Linked DNA regions of Homo sapiens: region 2 is linked to region 1. A link is a contact called in ENCODE Hi-C or POLR2A ChIA-PET data. All regions are on one chromosome and are shown on one strand. Each heading gives the region's core, a stretch centred on a gene start or an enhancer-like site at or near the end of the contact. The rest is flanking DNA. Distances are from core to core; before and after follow the strand shown. Region 1 holds the start of ZNF852 (zinc finger protein 852). Region 2 holds the start of ZNF35 (zinc finger protein 35).

Region 1 (4,181 bases), core at 1,667-4,166:
TAACAACCAGTGGCTGGGCGCCATGGCTCACTCCTGTAATCCCAGCACTTTGGGAGTCCTAGGCAGGTGGATCACCTGAGGTCAAGAGTTCAAGACCAGCCTGGGCAACATGGCAAAACCCCATCTCTACCAAAAAAAAAAAAAAAAAACTTATCCGGGTGTGGTGGTGTGCGCCTGTAGTCCCAGCTACTCAGGAGGCTGAGGTGGGATGATGGCCTGAGCCCAGCAGGTGGAGGTTGCAGTGAGCTGAGATCCTACCACTCACTGCACTCCTGCCTGGGCGATAGAGCCAGACTTTGTCTCAAAAATAAATAAATAAGCCGGGCACAGTGGCTCATCTTGTAATCCCAGCACTTCGGGAGGCAGAGGCAGGCGGATCACCTGAGGTCAGGAGTTCAACACAAGCCTGGTCAAGATGGTGAAACCCCATCTCTACTAAAAATACAAAAATTAGCCAGGCATGGTGGCACATGCCTGTAATCCCTGCTACTCAGGAGGCTGAGGCAGGAGAATCGCTTGAACCCGGGAGGCGGAGGCTGCAGTGAGCCAAGATCGCGCCACTGCACTACAGCCTGGGTGACAGAGTGAGACTCCATCTCAAAATAAATAAATAAATAAATAATTATAAATAAGGCTGGGCGCTGTGGCTCACACCTGTAATCCTAGCACTTGTGGGAGGCCGAGGTGGGCAGATCACCTGAGGTCAGGAGTTCGAGATCAGCCTGGCAGACATGACAAATCCTGGCTCTACTAAAAATGCAAAAATTAGCTGGGGATGGTGGCCTGTGTCTGTGGTCCCAATTACTGGGTGGCTGAGGCAGGAGAATCACTTGAACCCAGGAGGGGAGGCGGAGGTTGCAGTGAGCCGAGATCACACCACTGCCCTCCAGCCTGGGTGACAGAGGGAGGCTCCGTCTCAAAATAAATAAATAAATAAATGAAGGAATTCCTAATGCTAAATGCCACATAATCAAACTGAAATTTTATAGAAGTATGTGAATCCCCTAACAGACCAGTTTTTCCTGCAAACAGGAGATTCATAGCAACCATTCAGAAAGGGCCCAGTTAACCCCAGTCAGCATAAGGAAGGCCCCCTCTGCTTTAATCCTTAAAAGAAAAGTAACCTGATGTTAATCAATCTATTTTTGCTATTGTTTGGTTCTCTTGTTCCCACCTTTAAAAACCCACTGTTCTGCCACATGCTGTTAGTCTACTTTATAGAAGTTTTTACTATTTTGTACCTGCTTCTCCAACTCATAATGTTACACAGCCTCTCCAGGTTGTAGCCCAAGAAGCAGCCTGCTCTTTCTCGTTCTCTCTCTTTCTTCCTTCTCTCTTTCATTCCTTTTCTCTCTTTCTCACTTCCCTCCCTCCCTTCCTCCCTTCCTTCCTTGGGTCTCGCTCTGTCGCCCAAGCTGGAGTACACTGCCCCAATCATAGCTCACTGCAGCCTCGACCTCCCCGGCCCAAGCGATCCTTCCGCCTCTGCCTCCACAGTAGCTAGGACTACAGGCGTGCACCACCAAGCTCAGCTAATGCTCTTTCTGGTCTGAGTTTTGACCCTCATCCTAACCTGTTGTTCTTTGAGTACACTCTGGGCCTTGATGCGTTGGGTCATTCCTGCTTTCCCAGGTGGTAACCGTTCCTGGGCAGGGATTTTAGTTTTCCTTGGAATCTTGCCCTCCTCACTATCCTGCCCACAACCTTCTACCCCTAGCTTCTGGGATCTCAGCTAGGAGCCATGCTATCCCCAACTCTCCCTCTACAGGGACGTGGGACGGGAGAGCTTTTATGAAGCACAGTAGTGAAAAGACCAAAAGATTTGGATTCAGTGGCTATTCCAGTTACTGACTCTATTTCCTTGGGCAACTCAAATCAATGCATGGCAGCCAGTGTGTTATGAGCTACCGGAAGTATACAGAAAAGTACCAGAAAAAATACAAGCATTATCATCAGTCGCTGTCAATTAAATAACTCTGTTACATTTCAACAGTGTTCGTAACCACTTGACATTGATGTATTTGTGTAATTTCTATTATCTGTTTTTCCCACAAAGCTGTAGCTCCATCCAAAGTGGGCAACTGAGTGTCTTGGTCAGTCATGTGCAGCCTGATGACCCTTGAACAGTTGCAAAAGTGCGCCTAGGGCTTGTAGCATTTACTTAAAAGGGGATAATAAACTCTCACGGCCAGTGCTGGGCTTATTGCCTTGTTTGGGAATTTCTCCATTCAAGGGTTTTATGTTTGGGGATGTGCTGGCCCTATTTTTTTGTTTGTTTGTTTTTTGAGACGGAGTCTGGCTCTGTCTCCCAGGCTGGAGTGCAGTGGCACGATCTCGGCTCACTGCAACCTCCGCCTCCCAGGTTCAAACGATTCTCCTGCCTCAGCCGCCGAAGTAGCTGCGATTACAGGCGCCGCGCCACCACACCCAGCTACTTTTTTTTTATTTTTAGTAGACACGGGGTTTCACCGTGTTAGCCACCGATCTCCTGACCTCGTGATCCGCCCACCTCGGCTTCCCAAAGTTCTGGGATTACAGGCGTGAGCCACCGCGCCAGGCCGCTGGCTCTATTTTCACCGCTAGCTTTGGATCCCTTTCTTCCCTGAAGGAAAAGAGGCCTCCAGGGCAGCCGTGCAGAACCGATGGGAGGGATGTAGGATAATACGCCAAAGCCGATAGAGTTCTGGAGCGCGCCTGGGCATCAGAGCGTGGAAGACAAGTGTCCGCGGAAGGAGGCGAAGGATGCTGGACAAGCCCCGCCGCCCGCCGCCCGCCGCCCGCCGCCCGCCGCCCGCCGCCCGCCGCCAGCGGCCCTGGGCCCAGGGAGAAGCAGAGATGTTGGCCCTCCCAGTTTCCTAGAGAGGCCGCAGAGGGCCCGGGGAGGCGACGCGCGTGCGCAACTGGGGAAGCTGGGAGGTAGGCGCGGGGCGGTCGGCTGCGGTGGCGGCGTTTGGATGATTGTCTCTCGGCGGCGGAGTCGGTGAGCGGCCCGGCGGGGCGCGGGGTGCGGAGCGGGGGCGGCTGTGCGTGCGAGAGTGGCAGGTGAGGCCGGGCCTGGAGGCTGCACCCGGGGCGGGGGTCTGGCCGTGGATCCCGCCCGGCCGCGCCGAGGGCATACCTCTTCGCCCCCCGGGCGTCTGGGGCAGAGAATCTGGAAAATTCCCGGTTTCTTCTGGCTTTATCTTTTCACCCAATTATGCGAATAAAGCGTACTTATTAGAGACAATTAGATAAGTGGAAGAAAAGTGAAAGTAGCCACCGTCCGGAAATCTTAGTCTCCAGGTCTCCTGACATTGAAAACATCTGGCATAGACTTCTCCCTTTTTCTTGTCTTATTTCACTTCCTGGCACCTGTCGCCGTCTAACATAGCATGTATTTGTTTATTGGTTATCTTCCCATAAGCCCCTTGCCAGGGCAGTGCTTTCTGTTTGCTTTATTAACTGCTGTTACCTTAGTGTATGGGAAATAGTAGGTGCTCCTAGAAGGTGTTTGTTAAATTAATGAAAGAAGGAATATCTAAACTGGGAGACAAGAAGAATTGACAGTTTTTAATGTCTTTTTTTTTTTTTTAAATAGCCCATTGCCAAGTTAAGAATGTAAGAGTGACCTTGAGCCTGGAACATTTCCTTGCAGAGTTAGAGCCCTCACAGCCTGTGCTGCTGCATTTAATGCCTTGTGTCTTTCAGTGTTTCAGGCTTCATGTGTACTCCTTTGTTGTGTTTAATCTCTTAAGTCAGTGGCCTTCATTCATTCTCTCAGCCTTCTGTATTTCACACCCCATAGGAGTGGGGAGGGTGGATTGAGATCTTTCTTCCTTACTAAGTGGGGTGTGTGCATCACACCAGCCCTATAGCTGTGGAGTGGATCTGCTGGGTGTGGGGGCTCTTTGCATTGCAGGAGGCTGGATCTTGTTCCCTGTTTCTCCTTTTGCTGTAAGTATACGCTGTACCTCTTGGGGCCTGATGTGGTTGGTATCTGTCCTCAGCGACCTCAAATCATGTGCTATCCCTTCCTTGGATGGCCTTTTAATCTTGGCAGCACAGCCTGGCCACCTGGTGAATAGTGGAACAGTCATGGTGATGCATAAGGATCTAGTATGTTCCTTTTAGGTGCTGTATGGTATTTCATCCTATAAAAATGCTACTTTTATTTAGCCATATTGATGGACAAGTAGGTTAAA
Region 2 (4,033 bases), core at 249-2,748, 140 kb before region 1:
CTTTCATGTTGCCATTCTTCATGCTTATTTTAAATGCTACACAATAACCTATGGTGTTGATAAATCTTCACTCTCATTGAAAAAGGATCAAGTAATACAGAAATATATAGAATTAAATATATAACCTACACACACTACACACACACACACACACACACACAAAGTACTTATCAGTTTAGATGGGAGTCCTAACCCATTTTCTCTGCATTTACATACTTATATGTTCACCTTCACACATATTGCTTATTTTTCAAAAACATACTTTAGATCATCACAGTTATATACTGTTCAGCAACCTGCATTGTTTTTTAACTCAATTTCCGTATTTCACAATAGTCTTAACAATCTTTCAATACAACACATATAGAACTACCTCATTCTGGCATAGTATTCTAAATTGTGGCTATATTATCATTTACTTAATCATATTCTATTTATGAACCATTTATTTAGTAAAAGTTTATATTTCCATTTTATTAATATTTAAAAGTTTTTCTTTGTAAATATTTTTTTTTTGCTGAATTATTCCTTTAGAATAATCAGAGAATTACTGGTTCAAGGATTTGCTGGTTGATATGTACTGTCAAATTGCTTTCCAAAAGCACCATGCCAATTCACACCCCCACTAATTGACAGTAACCCTTTATCACAGCTAAGCCAGCAGGGTTTTTGTTTTTAACCTGTGAGCAAAATAACCTTACTAGTTTGATTGCTTATGAAGAGATTGAAATTTTTCTTTCTAACCCCCTTTGAATGTTTTATTGGAAAAGGGTGCGAAATCTTATTCAATCCCCTGTTGCTGCTATTGAAGTGATCATACTCTTTTCCCCATGTCAACTTACTGGCCACTTACTGTATACACTGAATTTATTAAGTAATGCAATACTTTCATTCCTGTGACAAACCTTAATTCTGGAGGACTATTCTTTCCATCACTATCCGAATTCAATCTGGTATGAAGGTCCTTAAGACTAGTTCCACCTTGTGTATAAGACTGCCTACAGTGAGTACTCTCATCAGACTTCTGATCAGATTCTGACGGACCTCCGGTCCCAGACGGCACAGGGCCCTCTATCAAAGGCTCCCTTTCAACGTCCTTTCTCTATTTCCAAACGTGGCAATCCATTCTTTCCACGTATAGGCTCCTCGCGGCCCTGTCCCTGGGACCTATCTGGCCCCTTGGCCGGTCCGTGTGCATCCTCTCCCGGACCAGGCCCCAGGTGGGCAGCAGCCGGGATTCCGAGGCGGTGGGGAACTCACTGCCCCCCGCACCCCGACAGACAAGGCTGGTGTCCCCGGGGAAAGGACGCAGGGGCCGCTCCTAGGGCCATGGCCCCTGGGAGAGCCCCTTTTTCTCCCTCGACGTTCGTGCCCACCCCCTCCGACCCCACTCACTGTGCGCAGCTGAGAAGCCCGACCTGAGTTCACTGGCTCTGCAGCAGGAGGCTGGCTGACCGGTACTTCAGCTTCTACCGGCACGAGAACAATGACCGGACAGGAAGTGCCTCGGGATGGGCTTCCGGCTCCCCAAGTCGCCAAGCCGGCCTCTCTAGGAACCTCGGAGGTGCTTTCCTCTCGATGGGTGTCCAATGTCGCCCCAGACCAGGGATGGGGCAGAAGCGCTTAGGAGGATTGTGCTGTTGGAAGCTCTAAGTGAGCCTCAGGGAGGGGCGCATCCCAAGCAGGGATGAGACACTCAGGCGAGGCGCGCACCCAAGAGCCTGAAGCTACACAGCATTAATCTGTAGAAAGCCCTGATAATTTCCCCTCAAATGTTTTATTTTGAAAATATCAGAGTACAGAAGAGTTGAAAGTATGGCACATTGAATACCCGTATTTTCCATGTGGACTCAACAATGAACATTTTGCTATGTTTGCCTGATCTCTCAATACATATTTAAAATCATTTTTTTGAAAGTTGTAAACATCAGAACACTTCATTCCAAATACTTCAACATGCATCCCTTAAGATTAAGAATATTCTTCAAACTACCACCACCGTCACAGGTAAGAAAATCAACAAAAATTCCCTAATACCATCTAATAACCAGTCATATTCAAATTTCCCAACTGTCCTAAAACATGTATTTTATAACTTTTTTTCAAATCAGTTTCACACACTTTAGTTGGTTACAGCTCTTTAGTTTTGGGTTTTCGTTGCCATTGTTGGTTTTTACTTTTTATTTTGAAATGATAGAATCACAGGAAGTTGCAAAGATAGCACCCTTCACCCACTTTCCCCTCATGGTTACATCTTACATAAAATGAAAAAGGAAATCAACATTGGTACAGTATGTGTGTATAGGTATAGCACCTATAGATTTGTGTAACCACCACTGCAATCAAGATACACAAGTGTTCCATCACCACAAAGACCTTTCTGGTGCTACCTTTTAATAGTTCCATCCAACCCTCTCCCCATTTTTCCTCCCACCATCCCTAACCTTTGGCAACCATTAATCCATTTTTCATCTCTATAGTTTTATCATTTTGAGAATGTTATATGAATATTTTCATACAGAATATGGCCTTTTGTGATTATTTTCACTCAGCATTAATTCCCTTGAAATTTATTTGAGTTGTTATGGATATCAATAAGTCAATTTTATTGCAGAGTAACAAGTATTCCATGGTAATACATAAACCACAATTTGTTTTAACCACCTAAGGAAGGATATATGGGTTGCCTACAGGTTTCGACCATTACAAATAAAGCTGCTATGAACATTCGTATACAGGTTTTTGTGTGAACGCAAGTTTTCATTTCTCTGGGATAAATGCTCAGAAGTGCAATTCCTGAAGCATGACATATACATGTGTGGTTTTACAAGAAACTGCCAAATTATATTCCAGAGTGGCTGTACCATTTTACATTCCCAGCAATGTATGAGATCCTGTTTCTCTTCATCCTTGCCAGCAGTTACCACCATTAAAAAAAAAAAGTTAAGCTATTCTGATAGGTGATATCTCACGATTTTACTCTGCATTTCCCTCATGCCTAATGATGTTGAACATCTTTTCATTTGCTTATTTGCTATCTATACTTCAGTGAAATGTCTGTCTTTTGCTTATTTTCTAATTGTATTTACTTATTACTGTTAAATTTGGAAAGTTCTTTATGTAGTTTACATACAAATCCCTTGTTGGATATGATTTGCAAATATTTTTTCCCAACCTGTAATATCATCTTTGTAAAAAGGTCTCTTACAGGGTAAATTATCTTAATTTTGATGAAGTCCAATTTAACATTTTTTTTCCTTCTAAGGAGCATGCTTTTGAGTCATCTGAGCCTTCTTAGCTCAGTCCTAGGTCCTGAAGTTGTTGGTTTACTGCCTATGGATATCCAATTACTCCAACAGTATTTGCTGAAAAGGCGATCCCTCCTCCATTGAATTGCTTTTGCCCCTGTCAAAAATCAATTGGCCATTTATGTGAGTCTATTTCTGGTTCTTAGTACCTAACGGCTCTCTAGTATTATCTTTTAAAAACAAGCCTCCTCATCCATGTTTTATACCTTTCATATCGAAATTTTCATACATACACAAAAGCAGAGAATGGTATAATAAACTCACAGCAGACTCAAGACAGCTTGAACAATTTTCACTCCCCTCTCTTTTTCATCATAATAATATTTTGAAGAATCCAGGGCAGCTTTCTTATGCAATATTCCACGTTCTGGATGTGTCTGTTTCTCGTGGTGTCTTTTATTTGTTCCTCTGCCTCCTGTATTTCCTGTAACCTGGCAATGAGGTCCAAGAAGCTTGATTAAATTCAGGTTGAACATTTTTCAGCTTATTACATCACAGAAGGTGGCACATTATGTGGGCTGTCTCAATCTAAGCAATGTGACATTTTGTTACTCGGTGAAGAGGTAAATCACAGCATTCTCCATTGTTAAAGTACATATGTCCTTTGTAATTATTATATAAGCTGGGATGATTCAACAACCTGGATGAAACATTTTTATATTCATTATCTCATAAGAACTTTGTGAGGTAGATATTCTTCCTCCTGTTTAACAGATGAGGAATTC

What was found. Hi-C counts contacts between places; a loop is a spot of excess contacts on that map. ChIA-PET counts read pairs that join two places held with the same protein, here RNA polymerase II (POLR2A). Pooled maps may share reads with other maps.
Region 2: a map of PC-9 shows a loop between it and region 1 (12-fold over the local background). The contact joins the promoter of ZNF35 here to the promoter of ZNF852 in region 1. A Hi-C loop is called at or near these places in 3 of 168 maps with a recorded cell type or tissue (B cell, Calu3 and PC-9), 14 of 37 single-sample maps with no recorded cell type and 13 of 50 pooled maps. POLR2A ChIA-PET finds 5 or more read pairs at or near these places in 6 of 52 experiments (B cell, CD4-positive, alpha-beta T cell, HEK293T and 3 more).

What each region holds. Positions count from the first base shown.
Region 1 is chr3:44,509,352-44,513,532 of GRCh38, reverse strand. It overlaps ZNF852 (zinc finger protein 852), which reads left to right and starts at 2,916. Exons shown (of 4, transcript NM_001423469.1): 1 at 2,916-2,980. RefSeq lists enhancers at 2,462-2,521, 1,980-2,756, 2,757-3,533 and silencers at 2,742-2,791, 2,922-2,981, 2,992-3,151.
Region 2 is chr3:44,646,197-44,650,229 of GRCh38, reverse strand. ZNF35 (zinc finger protein 35) reads right to left here and starts at 1,498. Exons shown (of 4, transcript NM_003420.4): 1 at 1,396-1,498. It overlaps ZNF660-ZNF197 (ZNF660-ZNF197 readthrough), which reads right to left. Exons shown (of 8, transcript NR_147692.2): 8 at 1,759-4,033. It overlaps ZNF197 (zinc finger protein 197), which reads right to left. Exons shown (of 6, transcript NM_006991.5): 6 at 1,759-4,033. The region is part of intron 2 of ZKSCAN7-AS1 (ZKSCAN7 ZNF cluster antisense RNA 1); the gene reads left to right. RefSeq lists enhancers at 1,016-1,125, 1,206-1,375, 1,254-1,813.